Linked DNA regions of Homo sapiens: region 1 is linked to region 2. A link is a loop called in an ENCODE intact Hi-C map of the cell type or tissue named here. Cell type or tissue: PC-3. All regions are shown on one strand.

Evidence for each region. Hi-C counts contacts between places; a loop is a spot of excess contacts. Peaks named below come from ENCODE experiments on the same cell type or tissue, not always from the same donor. Only the 100,000 strongest peaks of a DNase experiment are listed, where the experiment ranks them.
Region 1: a loop joins it to region 2, with 2.0 times the contacts of the local background. A loop is called at or near these places in 1 of 110 quality-filtered maps.

The regions. Positions count from the first base shown.
Region 1 is chr2:45,350,780-45,358,779 of GRCh38, reverse strand. No RefSeq gene overlaps it. Among named protein-coding and RNA genes, the nearest start is that of LINC01121, 100 kb to the right of the region's middle. In PC-3, no CTCF peak of the experiment used is centred here; a DNase peak (open chromatin) is centred at 4,689; H3K27ac peaks cover 3,448 bases.
Region 2 is chr2:45,235,141-45,243,140 of GRCh38, reverse strand. The region is part of intron 1 of LINC01121 (long intergenic non-protein coding RNA 1121); the gene reads left to right. Among named protein-coding and RNA genes, the nearest start is that of LINC01121, 16 kb to the left of the region's middle. In PC-3, CTCF peaks have their summits at 4,470 and 4,674 (motif pointing left); DNase peaks (open chromatin) are centred at 1,780 and 4,820; H3K4me3 peaks cover 299 bases; H3K27ac peaks cover 6,115 bases.

The DNA of each region.
Region 1 (8,000 bases), 120 kb before region 2:
TACAAATAAAACCAGGCTGCTCTGTGCACGCTTGTGAGGTGATGCCTGGGGCCTCGCACGGTTGGGCCAGAGATTGATACGGTGTGTGCACGCCTGGGCCAATCCAACCCTTTTGATCTATTTCTGAAAGCAGCTTTTTGCCTCCTGCTTCAAGTGATTGATTAAGTTAGGATCTCTTTTAGGAATTCTCTCCACTCATGCCTCCTCACCAGCTTACAATGAGCCCTGCCAAATTTTACTTTCCTTTTATGCTGCAGATTGTTCTGTTCCAAGTGGGTAAATGGAAACTGTGTTCCTAAGATGCAGCCAGTTACCTTGGAATTCCTGTTCTCCATTCCGTATGGTTCAGGCACCCTCTTATCACATCATCAGTCATGTTTCTAGCTGGGTTCTGGCCTTATGGTTAGGGAGCAGCTTTGCTTCAGAGCTTTCCTTCCCCTGCGGGCTCCCCCACTCCCACTTTGGTGTGAGAATCATGGGGAACCAGGGGTGACACCATTTATTTTAAAACAAGCCAGCACACATGTTTGTAGGCTTTTTAAAGCCATAGACTGTAAGTGGACACTTCCGGTGTTCCTCAGGCCCCAGCTGGAGAAGTGGCCCTTGGTTCCATGGGTCCTCGTGGAATGGGGATCCAAGGTGATTAAAAAGCACCAGCTTTGCGGCACTCAGACCTGTTGCCACTCCTGCCTCCAAGCACGGTGTTTTCTTGTAAAAACTGGGATTCAAGTTTTCATCTCTCATGAGTGGTGAGGAAGATGGACATAAACAATTAGAAGTATAAGCACCTTCCCATCTCCATTTTGAAGTCCTCCTTCTACCTCCCAAACCTTACATTGTCTTCTCCAAAGTGGCCATCCTGCAATGCCAGTGAGCCTGGCCCTCAGGGAAGGACATTGCCAGAGCTCTTTCCTCCTCCTCCTCCCCTGTGCCCTCTCACAGCACCCGGCTCACTGTATACCAAGCATTTCTTTCAGTTTCCCTGAGTTGGTGAAGTCTTGTTGAAATGATCCAGTGTGGTCTCAGTTCTGCTGTAAGAAATTGGAGCTAGGGTGCAAGTGTTAATAGTTCAGAGGTCTTGGGGCAGGGGTAGGGGAACTTTGAGACAAGAATGAGGCGGAGGAGGAAAGGCCCAGCCACACTTTCTCAACCTTGCAAAACCTGAGTTTTGCTTTATGAAGGCAACTAGTCATTCTCTTTATCATCTGCACTGTCCTGTTAGCAACTCTACTGTTTTGGTTTCTTTTGGGGACCATTTTTCCCCCACAAAGAAAGGCCTTCCTACAAATCTAGGGCTTTTAGTTTTAAAAATTACTCCATGAGAGTTACTACGTACGTGATCATAAGTATAGTAATATGGCATTAAGTTTAGAGGTTATTTATCCATTCACTAATTTACTCAGCAAATATTCCTTGAGTGCCTCTTATGTACCAAACACGATTCAAGCCCTAAGGATATAACAAATAACAAAAAAGACAAAATATCTACCCTCATGGGTCTGATATGGGAAAGATGTCAACAACGACAGCAAAATAGATAGTTTCAGTTAGTGACAATGAAGAAAAATGAACAAGGAAAGGGGGTGAAGAGTGATGAGGACATGGGGAAGGGAGAGTAGATGGGCTAGATCCTCTTTGGAAGGTATTTCGGTGGACACGAGAGTGAAATGAGGTTGGAACTATACAAAGACCCAGGAGAAGAACACTGAGGAGGTAGAAAGGTCCAGAGGCAAGAAACAGGGCTCAAGGAAAAGCAAGAAGGTCAAAGTGACCAGAGCACAGTATGCAAGGAAGGCATGGCAGGAAATGAGGCCACACTGGGCGGGGCATTGTAGTCCACAGGAGGAGTTTGGGATCTTATTCTAGGCATACAGTAAAGCCACGAGAGGATTTTGAGTAGTGGAGTGACATGGTTTGATTTATGGTTTTCAAACATCACTATGACTGCTGTGTGGAGAACAGACTAGTGAGGAGAAAGGAGGAAGCAAGAAGACGCACGAAACGGCAGCAGTAGCCCAGGCAGGTGGGGTTGGCTGGCTTCATACACTGCCGTAGTGGTCAAGGTCATGAGAAGCCATCAAATTCAGCGTATCTTTTGAGTATGGAGCCAACGGAACTTGCTGAAGGATTGCATATGGGGTGTGAGAGAAAAGTGAGTACTCAAAAATGACTCCTAGGATTTTGGCCAGAGTGGCTGAACAGCAATGCTATTTCCTGAGAAAGGGAAATGTGGAGAGGGAGCTGGTTTGGGATAGGAATCATGAGATGTGTTTTGGACGTGTTGACTTTGGGATACTTATCCGATATCCAAGTATCTGGAGCTCAGGAAGAGTCTGGGTCTGGAGCTGTAAATATAGGCATCATCGTTGATCAGATGAGGGCCATGGGACTGGACAGAGTTACTCAGGGAGGTGGAGAAGAGGATAGGTCCAAGGACAGCCATAGGGCTCTCCAACACTTACAAACCTGGAAGTGAAGACCTCACCTGAGCTCACCCTTCCTGGTCTCATGGTTTTGTGGGAATCTCCACTTGGTTTCCTAGCCCCCCATCCAGGATCAAGTTTTACATCTTGGTGGCTTAAGGCTTCTGCCCATGGGGACTTTGGAGATCTCACGGATCTAGTCCCTGGCCCAGGTCCTGGTGGCCTTCTTGTGCTCTAGTCAGAAGCCCTGGGTTCTCTTCACAAGCACGGAGCCTGTGTCTGGACCTAGAATGAACACACTGATGGCTCCAGTCCTAGTACTGTTTCCATGTTATACCTGAACCACAGAGTTGATTATTTTGTGACAGGAGACATGACTATTTTGTGACACTTTGATTTTCCCCAATGCCATGTGTTTGGTAATATGGGGCGGGCCATCTAGGAGGCAAGGGACGTTGCTGTCCTGACTGGGGAACCAACATTTTGATTTTCAAGATCATTTTCTCTGTGGTTTAAGCTCACTCCTTGGATCTCTCCAAACACTGGTTGTCGCTGAGTCATTCACTCTATATTTATTGACAGATACTATGAACCTTGCAAAATACAGTATAAGACATGGTTCCTGCCCTCTAGGAGCTTAGAATCAGGCCAGGCAATTGAAAATTGCTAGCATAAAATGAGGAACAGTATAACTTTATATATTCTTGCTTGGATCTGCCCTGGCACAGTGCTTAGCACATAGAGAATTTTCAACAAATGTGAAAGGAACAAGACCATAGAGGGTCATCATTGTCCAGTGACCTTTACCAACCATGAATGCTGCAAGATTCAGGGAGGAGGAGATGAGTAAGGGCTAGTGTGGTTGGAGAAAGTGGAGGGAGATGCAGTTGGAAGCCATGAGGTCAGGGGTGGCTTTAAAGAAGGGCAGGCTTGGGCCCCAGAGAAAAAAGAGAAGCATTGCAAGTGAGGAAAGAATGTGAAAAAGTAGAAGATTCAGCCCCCCTCAGGGTGTTGGGATCAGCCTGTGAAAAAGTTGAGGACATCTTGCAGGGATAGCAGGTACACACTACAGAGGTCCCAAAAGCCAACTTGGTACCTGGAGAGAAGGACTTTGCCTGCCGCTGCTTTGCTCTTCTGGAGGTTTGAACTCGTAAGGAAAAGAAATTGTGATTTCCTTTAAGCCAGAGTGAGAAGTGGCCCAATGTCTGACAGGCCTTAGAAGGGCAGCATATTTGAAAAGAGAAACAGAGGCAGGGAAGACTCCTTCATCCTGGGGCCACAAGCCCAGCACCTGGGAAGTTCATTATTGTAAGTACAAGTCCCATGGACCTGTGACCTAAGCTGGTGGCTGCCCACTCACCCAAAGCAAAGCAAACAGCCAAGGCGGCTGCCTTGATAACACTCTTATGACCAGTCATGAAAAGAATTAGTAATAAAAAAAATCACCTTACTTTGACAGAACGCTCTAGACTAGAGCTGAAAATGTGTTTCCACCTGCCTTCTATCTCTTAAGCTTCACAACAACTCTGATTTAAATATTCATGTTCTCTCCCAACAGGAGATGTACAATGTCAGACTGGCCCCAGGCCTGCTAATTGGCAAGGCCACAGTAAGTGTGTACCCCGGGGCACTGAGCTGTCCACCTGGGGTGATTTTATTTATTTATTTATTTTTGAGATGGACTCTCACTCTATCGCCCAGGCTGGAGTGCAGTGGCGCAATCTTGGCTCACTGCAACCTTCGCCTCCTGGGTTCAAGTGATTCTCCTGCCTCAGCCTCCCAAGTAGCTGGGACTACAGGCGCCCACCACCACGCTGGGTTAATTTTTTGTGTTTTTAGTAGAGATGGGGTTTTACCGTGTTAGCCAGGACGGTCCCGATCTCCTGACCTCGTGATCCACCTGCCTTGGCCTCCCAAAGTGTTGGGATTACAGGCGTGAGCCACCGCACCTGGCCAACCAGGGGTGATTTTAGTGCTCCAAGCACCAGCACCTGCTCTCGTTAGTCACACAGGAGGAAGACACACTGGAGGAAGGTGTGACCAACTTCAAGGCTGAAAACCAAATGGAAAGTAGAAGGAAGGAATGGATGATTCCTAAGGTTTCTGTGGTGAACATGGATGTGAGCCATTCAGTGTTCCAGGGGCTGGCTTTCTTACCACGCAGGCCTGGATTGCAGCTAGCTCTGTCCTTTAGACCTCTGCCCCTGTGATGAGGAAAGGAAATTGCCTTTCAATGACTAATGTGAAAGGAAAATAAAATCTCAGGATCCCAAACTCACTATATCAAAGGGAAAGTTAAGCTTGGGAACTGAGTCATGCAAAAAGCTACCTTCCTTCTGTTCCCAAACAGCTGTAGTTTTATATGTTTACTTTATCTCATGTAGAATGTAGATCTACTGAGCAAGATAGGAATGCATGCTTGACTTCCCCACCACTCCGTTCTTCTCACATGTAAAATGTAGCTTTACTGAGTGCCAATCAGAGCCTCACAAGAATGTGACCACTTGCCTCATTGCCTGCCCTCTCGCCTTTTTTTCCTTTCCTCCTCCACTTCCTTCTCCCTCTCCTCTTTAAATATCAAAGTCCTCAAAACCCTCTTTGGAAAAAGCGCAGGACACAGATCCTACTGGGACCCATGTGTCTCTTTCCTGGGTGCATCCTCAACCTTGGCCAAATCAGCCTCTAAATCAATTGACATCTGCCTCAGTCACTTTTTGGTTGACACTAATAAACTCATGTTTAGGTACCTTGGCTCCAGATCATTTTATTTCCTACCTCACAAGGACAAAATCCCAATTTAAAACAAATGCTCAGCTTACCAAACAGAAAAGGAAAACAGTAGAAGATAAGAAAACAAAACAAAAAAGCATGCTCTGGGCCATCTTTGTTCTATTATCATATTTTTGGTCTTCTAAATGAAGCATCTTTACATGCAAATCCATTTTTGTGTATTTTGACTGATTGCTGGCAAGGTAGAGAGAAATAAATATTTCTGGAAATGGGCATGGCATAAACATATCATTAGCAGGGCTGCAGCTTTGTGTGTGTGTGTGTGTGTGTGTGTGTGTGTGTGTGTGTGTGTGTGTGCATGTGGTTTGAAAAGATGTTTATGGTGAGTTCAGTCAACAGACCCTCCTATCTTCTCTGTGATCATGTCTTTAAGGACCTGGGAGCACCAGGCCTGGGGAGGATAGATGGGAAATGTTCTTGGAGCTTAAGGAACATTCCAGATCTTAGGCATTGATTAAGCTAGAAACCCACCATCTGCACACTTGCTCATAGCCCTTCTGATCATATTTCTTAATTTTTAAATGTCTGAAGCGTGTTTAGGTGTCCCCCATGACGCCGATGTTGCTTTAAAAATTCCAGCTGTTGCAGAGCTCTTCTCAAGGATGTTACTAGGCAACTTAGCGACTGCAAGGGGGAAGGTGTTTCTGACCTCCAATTCCAGTAGAGCCCAGGCCTGTAAAATACATGTAAACAGGCAGTTGTGACTTTTTCTTTTCCTTTTTAAAAATCAGACTTAGTCACATTGAGGTCCTGCTCCAAGGCAGGAGGATTGAGTGTAAAGATGTTAGCAGCTGAGTTGAGATGGGAGTGTTTTCACGTCTGGGATATATTGCTTTGTCTAACAAGGTGCCCCAGCAGGCTTCCAATTGTGGTCTCCCCAGACCCTCCCAGCTGCACAGGCTGATTGACAGACTGTGGGCAGATGCGGTGCCAGACTCCAATAAAGAGAGGGCCTTGGGAAAATATAAGGCAATTATTGATGGGCAGCAATCCACTAATCAGACAATTTCAAAATTAATCCCATATTCCCTTACTGTATTAGCTTTCTTTCTTGTTTGTATTTATATAGCAAATTCATGACTTCAGTGAAAATTCTTCCCTCCAGCCCAATTATATCTCTCTGAGGACATTAAATTAAAAAACAAGAGATATTGAAAGTGGCTTGCAATTAGTTTCTTTAGTTAAAGGTGCTGCATGCACTTAGCAACTGTGGCGCTCATCACAGGATGCATAATAATAAAAGTAAACACACGTATTTTTTCCTGGGCTTGACAGGGTGAGGGGTTGATAAGAATAATATGCCTGGCATTACTCTGGACCAGTGATAATGGGTTAAATAATTGTGATTTGATTTGTTAACTGATTAGATTTGCATAAAATCCTACTCCAAACTCCTCAGGATGCTCTGCCTTCCTTCTTGCTGTGGTCCATCCTCCCGCCTTCCCTTGCCTCATTAAGAATGTACATTTTTTTTTACAATAAAGTCATTCAGAGAAAACGCGATCAGTTTCTATCACAGGTTTCCCATGCAGGATAACCTTCCAAGTAGTGGTATGAAGCTTTTAAATATACATAAATACATTTCAAATATTTTGCCAGTTACTTATTATGGAAGTGAATCTCTTTATTACCATTTCCATCCTCATTTCATCTCCCTTCCCTGTCCCCTGGTTTTTGTAAGTTTTTTGTTCTGTTTTGTTTTATTGACCTGAAACAGCTGGAATTCTCTTTTTGTTCACTGCAACAATTGCTTCTGCAGAATGCTTCCCGATTGCATAAATTTGCCACTTAAACTGAGGAACGTCAAGCATCACTACAATTTGGAGGAATTATAAATGGCCAGAAGCTCATTTTGGCCTGAAGACTGTGGTTGTTGAGTTCTGCCTGATCGTCCAGCTTTGGCAGTCTCTCCCCCCATAACCCCTACAAGTTCAGTATGTTGCCATCTGCCCCATATAGAAGTATATCCCAAGAAAAAAAGGACAAGCCCATTATCTTTGCATCCATTGAATCTGACGAGTTCTGAAGGAGGTCAGCTTCTATTTCAATGAAGTACTGGTGAGTTGAAGAAGAGAGCATTGGGATTTTAGGCACTTTCCCCAACATCTCATAGTTTAAATTTCTGGTATACACTTCTATGCAGATGAGTCCTGTCCTCCGGCAGGAGGAATTGATGCAACTCTGGTCCCGCATCAGGACTCAATAACTTCAGGTACCATTTGATTCTCTTCCCATTCTGACCCTGGCCCCAGTTCTACAGGCAAACCTTGTTGCTGGTTTGGAAATAGTCAAGCCATTTAAGCCATTACTCTTCCCTCCTATGCCTGGGATGACATTTGCAATCAATCATTAAAGTCTTTTTCTGGAATCAGTCTTAGAATCTTGTCTTAGATTCCTAGAGTCTTAGGTGAATCAAGTGTTGGGGGCATCCAACCAGTTGAGTCAAGAAGAAAAGGCCAGACGTAAAGAAGCTAAGAAGAGTGAGGAGGGCTTTCCATTCCAGATGTTGAGATGAGGAGTGGGAGAAAAGAAGGCAGAGGAGAGCCAAGGAATAGAGTGGAGAATATACAAAGTGTGTGGTGGAAACCATGAGGAGCCCAGTCTTCCAGGAGCAAAAAGGGCAGAGATGAGGTTGCAAGAGCAGGTAGAACCAGAATCTTGTTCAGCCTTAGGCCCCAGGACTCACTGCCAACTAATCAGAACTGGTATGCAAACTGGCCAAGAAAAGTCCCTCATCCAGACCCAGATCTGGGGCTCAATTTTCTGTGCCTGCATCCTTGTTACTGT
Region 2 (8,000 bases):
TTCATCTTCAAGTGAGGAAACATGGGAAACTACAAAAGATTACAGAAGAGTAGAGAGGATGGACCAACATGGAGTCAATTCAGAATCCAGGACACAGGCAAAAGGCTAATGATCTTTAGGTTTCCATGACAACCAGAGGTGGCTTTACCATGATGCTAATGAAACAAGCTTCTGGGCCTCTCACTTCCACTGTCCCCTTCCCAGGCCCTGCTCCTAATTTTGTATTTGTAGTTTTGTATTCTTTTCCTTAAAAAGAGACCTCAAGTTGTATAAACCTTGGACCCCACAAAACCTAATGACAACCCCAGGCATGACTTGCATACCAGCCACCAAGCCTAGACCCAGTGCTCTGAAAACCCTTTCCTGGCAGCCCTGATAATTCTCTGAGTTTGGTAATTAGAGTGGGTGGCAGATTAAATTACCATGTTGCTTCCTAGCTAGGCTGGGAGAGCTGTGGCCTGACATAGAAGCCAGTGGGTGTCACATGGAACAAGTGCTCAGCTATCTCACACTCTGCTCTCTGTGGGGGCACGTGACCAAATTCATTACTAATGCTGAGCTGATCTGGTTACCTTGATTGACACTAAGTGATTTCAGCCCGGGCTATATTTGTCTTCGTGGGGAAAATGCCACGGAGCTGAAAGGCTATTTCCCCCTCCAAATACATTTGGGGCTGTCACTGTGGAGTTACGCACCCTGACATCAAAATCAGACCCACAGGCTTTGGAAGACAGAAAATGACATCATGGGCAAAAAATGGTGTCAGCTTAGCTTTGTTTTTCCATTCTTTTTCTGAACTCTGACAGAGAAGTAGTTTGTCTAGAATTTGAAAAGGCTTTCAGGCAAGGAAAAGGAAGAGTTAGTCGGAGCTGGACTTGTTTGCCAACACAAAAAATAGTTGCCAGGACATATTTCTCTGTCCTCATGATTCCACTCTGTTACTATGAAGCTTAATTTTAAAATGCTTTTATTTGTTAGGGTTTTGGTATCTAATGAATCATTTAACCTGTTATTGAATAAAATTTTAAGCTCTTAGAATTAAATACTACTTAATACAACACATTTTTGTTTATAGTACCAAAAAGAAAAATATTACCTACAAGATCCTACCCTTAAGTCTGACCACCTTTTCCCATGGTTGCTAAGCACATAAGACAAGTCTGTGAATGACCTAGTATTATCTTTACAATGCTGTGCTATGTGAATTCTGAATGCGTGTAAGAAATACATCAAACCTAGTAACACAGGCAAAAATTAGATACTGCTAGTCCATAAACTTCAATTAGGAAGTTTAAATTAGACTGAAGGAGAAATTTTAGCCTAAAGATATCAAATAGAGCTATAGTGGCTTAAAGTGAACTATTACCCTACTTCATACAAGTCAAGTATTTTGGATGGAGCAAATGTTTAATTTAACAAGCAGTTGTTTTGATTGATTCCTCTGGACTTAAGAATAACAAAGGGAATGTAAAAAAAATAAAGTAAACCACCCTTTATCATTGTTCTTGTCCTCATGCATGCTCTGGTTCTCTCTTTACTGCTGGCGTAGAGGAAGGGGACCCTCTTGCAGGTTCACAACCTGGTGGGTTTGGGTGCAGAGATGTGATGAAGCTTGTTCTAACTATCTGCCTGCAGTAGTTACTCATATCAGACTGGGTCAGGTGAGCAGGGAGGCAGAGCTACCGTTTAGCTTCAAATCACAAAGTTATAACTCCCGAATCTGCTCCTCCTCCTCTCTTGAATTTCTGCCTTCTTTCCAGGGAAGATGACAATGAGATGGGATGGGTTTTGACAGAGAAATGGGAGGGAGTGTCCACTGACCTAAGGAAAATACTTCATCTCATGAAAACATGGTTTCTTTTATATAGAGGCATATAAAAATGCACGTAAACAAGCATTTTTTATTGAACATTAAATTTTATTGGTACAGAGCATGTGTTTTGTTATACTGGTGACTAATGCCTTTTAAAAATGAGATTTTGAAATGCCATTCTGCTTATGTAACTGAGATAAAGAGCTTTTAGGACATTGTTCTGCAGTGAACCCCTATAATAATAGCTGATTAGCAACAAGACAACTTGAGGTGCCAAGAATGTTTACTGCAGAACCTTCTATTAAGTAGGAAAAGGTTTTGTTTTTTGGAGAGGTTATCCAGATGGTTTTGCCTGAGAAACCTCTCTAACTGACCTCAAAAGTCATTAGTTTGCAAATATTAGTGTGCAAAAATATTTATTTGCATGTAGATGCCCTGGTTGGTCCCTATTTTCCTGTCTAATGAGGTCACTAGGAGAGTGATTTATTTTAAAACATCTAGTTAAAAATAAATTTATCCATAAGAGAAACAGGAGGAAATATACATACTAAAAGTTGCTTATTACAAAAAAAAAAATCTTTATTTCAATACTGACTCTTTTTTTTTTTTTTTTTTTTTTTTTTTACTTTAAGTTCTGGTATACATGTGCAGAATGTGCAGGTTTGTTACATAGGTATATATGTGCCATAGTGGTTTGCCGCACCCATCAACCCGTCATCTAGGTTTTAAGCCCCTCATGCATTAGGTATTTGTCCTAATGCTCTCCCTCCCCTTGCCCCCTACCCCGCAACAGGCCCTGGTGTGTGATGTTCCCCTCCCTGTGTCCATGTGAACACTGACTGTCTTATAAAGCCTTGATGATGTTCCATAATCATAATTTTTCTTTCAAAGGAAAGTGCTTTTTAGTCTGCAGTAGATTCCTGGATGTTAGCTGCTATGTCCATGATGACTATCACATTTATGGGAGTATGCTTGTTTTTGAAAATAACAGGAGAAGCCAAAGAGGCAAAGTAAATAAAAATACTTCCCAAAAAAAAAATATTGAAATAACGAATGTGTTGGAAGTGAATATTTTCCCAGGCTGGTGATTTTCTTGTACTATAAAGCGTATGGACAGTTAAGTCCCTGGTCACATTCGCAGGGGCCTGGCTTCTGAGTTCCCCTGGGCTCCCAAACACGGCATCCTAGCAGAGGTGTGTGTGACAGCATCATCCCCAGCTTCTGGAAGACCTGGCCCTAGGTCTTTAGGGAAAATCTTTCCACTTTCTCATATATATATATATATATATATATATATATATATATATATATATACACACACACACATATATATATATATACACATATATATGTGTGTATATATATATATACACACATATATATGTGTATATATATATATATATTTTGTGATGGAGTCTCACTCCGTTGCCCAGGCTGGAGTGCAGTGGCGTAATCTTGGCTCACTGCAATATCCTCCTCCCAGATTCAAGCGATTCTCCTGCCTCAGCCTCCCAAGTAGCTGGGATTACAGGCATCCGCCACCATGCCCAGCTAGTTTTTGTATTTTTAGTAGAGATGGGGTTTCACCATGTTGGCCAGGCTGGTCTCGAACTCCTGACCTCAAGTGATCCACCCGCCTTGGCCCCGCAAAGTGCTGGGATTACAGGCATCAGCCATTGTGTCCAGCCAGATTTTTATAAGCATCCTAAGAGCTGCAGGGTATGTCTACTGAAAAATAAAAATGATTAGTTCTCAAGATCACTGTGCAAACTAGTACTGGTTCCATGGGAAACAGGGTTTTTGCCTATTTGCCAGTTTCTAAAGTTGAGGTAATTCAGGGCAACTTTAGTCTCCGCAAATTATCCCTGATTCTCAGCTGAAGTGACCACAGGCTCAATCTGTGTTCTGTCCTAAAACAAAATAAAGCAAAACTCCCTCAATTTATTATATGGTAGGAAAGCTTATGGGTTCTGCAACATACTAGCTGTGTGACTTTGGGCACATTTACCTCAGTTTCCTCACTTGTAAATGCGGAAAATGATACTTGCTCTTCCTGACACTGTGAGGATTAAATGAGATAATATGTGGAAATCATCTGGCACATAATAGAAACCCAATAAATCTGCATCCTCATCCCTCTACACCCCTTTTGGGAAAGCCTTTCCAGCTTGGATAAATCCAAACTTTCTAAAGACTGCAGGCTCCTGGTCTGAATATCACCCTTAGGGAAGGCTGAGTCCAGATTGGGAAGTCTCTTTGCTCTCTACCTTCATTTGCTGAGATCCTTTCTCTTCTGTACACATCTGTCCTTCACCCCTGAGCTCTTTCTGGGAGGGGCAAAGGGGCTCCGTAAACTCAAAAGGATCCTTCAAAAGGATGTTATGCTAACGGCAGAGTTCTAGGGATGGTGAGTCCAAAGGCAGATTGTTCGAGGAAGGGGCTTTTGAGGAGCGGGGCCTTCCCTGAACCCCACAGATGCCCCCATGCAGTGGGCTGCTTATTCTACCTGAACCCTGGGAGAGCTCCAGCTAAGGGCTCACACAGGCTCTAGCAGAGAGTATAAGAAATACCCATCAGTGACCACAATTAAGGATCTTGGCCTGGTCAAAGTCAAGGTCATTCATTAACATTTTCTGAGCACCCATTCCCCAGAATACATATGTTTTGCCCATTGTTTCTCAGCACCCACACTAAAGGACCCATAGTTTAGATCAAAGTACTAGTGCAGGGCTCCATGGATAGGCTTCTGAGGGTGGGTGATTCCCTGAAGCTGTGTGCAAAACAGTATGTGCATATGTTTTTGTGCATTTCTGGGGAGAACATCCAGAACTTTCATTACCTTCTCAGAAAGTTAGGAACCACCTGCTGGTTGTGAACTGAATGTTCTCCCTGTACTCTGCTGGGGCCAGTAGGAATCTTGGCTCCCAGAGTCCCTCCTGGGCCTCCAGATAGATAAAATGTTATGACAGAGGGTGCAGCTGTCATTCCTGGGAGGCCCATGCCCAGTGACTAAGCACTGAGCAATATTTGCTGTACCTCCTTCCAACCACGGCTTCCTGGACCATCACCTCGTCAACAGTTGGTCTGCATACAGCGAAAGAGAAATCAGTCTTCTGGTACTAAACCACATTCTGGGCTACAGCTGTAGGGAGAGAGTGGAGCTTGGCCATGGAGGGTGGTGCGCTGGGCTGTTTGGCAACCTTGGCCAGGCTGTTTAAGCCTCAGTTCTCCTACGGAGATATTAGCTCCTGGCTGTAAGGCCAGGTCTCCCGCCCTCACTAATGTACCCTGCACAGTTCCTGGTGCCCTGAAGGTGCTCAGCTCATGTCCATGGAGTTGAAGTGAAGAGGAACTGATAATCCCTGCCCCAGGCTAGGAGGGGCAATCAGACCACATAAATAACCATGAGAGAATTACAGGTCAGGAACTCAGGGGCTGCAGCTCAGAGGATAGCTGACTTCAGCTCAAGGGCTGGGTGGGTGGATAAGGACTCCGAGAAGGCTTTATCGGGGGGGTAGGTGGGGGACTTTAGAGAGAAGGCTTGACGGAACGGTAGAAGGTAGACATGGGGGTGTACAGACAAAGGGCATTTCTGGGAGGGAAGTGGCTTTAGCAGGACAACACAGGGGCAGGGAGGTTCTGGGCTAGAGCAAGCCCCCTGGCTGGGCTAGAACCAAGAGTGCCTAGAAGAGAGGGACCAAACTGGGCTGGAAAGTGGGTGACCACCCACTGCTGTGGCTCACTTCACCCAAGGAGAAGAGGACTGAGCAGTGGGCCTGGTGGTCCCCCGTGGCTGTGCCACTGGGTCCAGGGACCCGCTGGCCCCACATCCTGTGGGTTCACTGACCGAGGCCCAAAGCCAGGACAACCCAACAAGGCTCAGCACTGTGCCAGGTTATGCTTTTACAGCTAAAACCTCACTGGTCTTGGAGGAAAGTTCTCCTGCTTGTCAGTTCCCGGTGCTCACATAGATCACTCTCGAAGGCAGGCAGGAAGCAGATCTATAATTACCGAGGCAGCTGAGATGCTTTTCCCTGGGGCTGGTGTTTAGACTTATAACGTCATCATTTATAAGGCCCGTTCTTCTCTGATAATGAAACGAAGTAGGGCAGTGTTACTAGACTTGAGACAGGAGTTTTCTTCTCTCATCCCACTCCACCCCTCTCACTTCCCTTCCCCAAATTTCCGCTTATCTGTCTCCAGCCGATCTCTAGTATTTTCAATACTATCTCTTCACCACAGAGGGAACATTCTAGGGGACAATAAAAATCGGAATTGTTGCTTAGTAGCCTCTGTGAGATTCAAACCACCTTCAAAAACTCATTTAAATATCTCTTTTCCTCCAGGCGTCCTTCATGGATTGCTCTTCCCTAAGACGTTGCTTTCTTTATGATGGCCTTGCTATTTATATAAGTGGTTCTCTTCTGTTGCAGCTAGTCCTAAAGAAGCATGGTAAATATTTCAGGCTCTGGACCCTTTAAACCGTCATTTTTTTTAAGAAAACAAATTCTGTCCCTCATTTTGACTGGGGATAGAGGGGGTAGGCATTCTGATGCCCTCTCTCAGCCTTTGTGTAGGGATTGTCTTCTCCATTAGCCTGTATGCTTAAGTCTTCCCTCCCTTTCTCCCTGGAGTGCATATCCAGAGTTTGCTAGGGGGAAGGGTAGGCTGTGCAGTGGATGGGGTAAATGGTATGTGGGTGTGTATACACGTGTGTGTGTGTGTGTATGCATGTATGTGTGTGAGCCCAGGCCCCTTAGTACACTTTCTTGTAGGAATCCAAGCATCACCGGTTAAGGTAGAGGACATTGCAAGGGTCTGTAGCCTGAAAGTCCTGGAGACTCTTTGTCCCAACAGGGATGCCACCTGTTGCTGTCCTCAGCTCACATGGAGGACATAATCCCTGAAGGAAGGTATGAAACTTCCCTCTGCTTGGCTGTTGGAGAATGGTGTGGTCAGGACAGCTCTGGCAAAGCTGTGATGCAGACATTAAGTCCTGGGTGCCCCTACCCCTACCACATGCCCCATCCTGGGTTCTGTACATGGCTGGGCCACACCAGTTCCAGGGCCTCCATGCACACACTGTCCTGGCCAGGAGGGGAAGAGTATTCCAGCGAGGGGAGGGCTAAGCCGAGGCTGAGGCAGTGTGAGCACATTGACAACTACACTTTTTTAAATCAGGAATTTAAACAGTAATCACAAAAAGTACAATCTCTGGCATACTGAAAATTTGACAGTTATAAAATTGTAATAATACTCCTTAATGTGTCCAGTGAAACATACATACTATAACAATGTGTTAGCCACCATCACTTGTTTAAAAATTATGCCAACCAGGTCTTCTTTGGCCATCAGAACTTTTATATTGTTCTTATTTCTCTTTGGATCTGCATTTCCATCCCACTTCCCCCATGGAATTTTATTCTAATATGTCTTCATGCTTATTATAGTCACTGTAATAAAACTGTGTAGGTATTGAAATTAACTGAAAACCTCCTGTGATCATTAGCTCTAAGTGTTAAAAAACAATTTCTATATTATTCATTAAAACAATTTTATTGATCAAAATATCATAATATGAATTTTTTTTGAGACAGAGTCTTGCTGTGTTGCCAGGCTGGAGTGCAGTGGCACGATCTTGGCTCACTACAACCTCTGCCTCCCAGGTTCAAGCGATTCTCCTGCCTCAACCTCCCGAGTAGGTGGGACTACAGGCGCACACCACCAGGCCCAGCTAATGTGTGTATTTTTAGTAGAGACAGGGTTTCACCATGTTGGCCAGGTTGGTCTCGATCTGTTGACCTCGTGATCAGCCTGCCTCAGCCTCCCAAAGTGCTGGGATTATAGGCGTGAGCCACCGCACCCAGCCAATATAATATGAATTTTAATAAATAACAAAAATGCAATGTTATTGGAAATGCATCTGTTAATGACATAGGAGGGCTTTCTTTTTTCAGCCTTCTTCTCTATACATGGATGAATATTACTTATTGTTAAAATGAGGCAGTGCTTAGCTTCAATTCTACTTCTATTTTTTCTTTCTTATATATGTACCTGCTGAGAAAACATGTTCACAAAATATGATTGAAATAGAAAAAGCTTTGTTATATCAAAGATAATCAATTCTTTTAACTCCTTCCCAGTTATATACCCAAATCATGGTCATCTATCATCAAAAATTATTTTT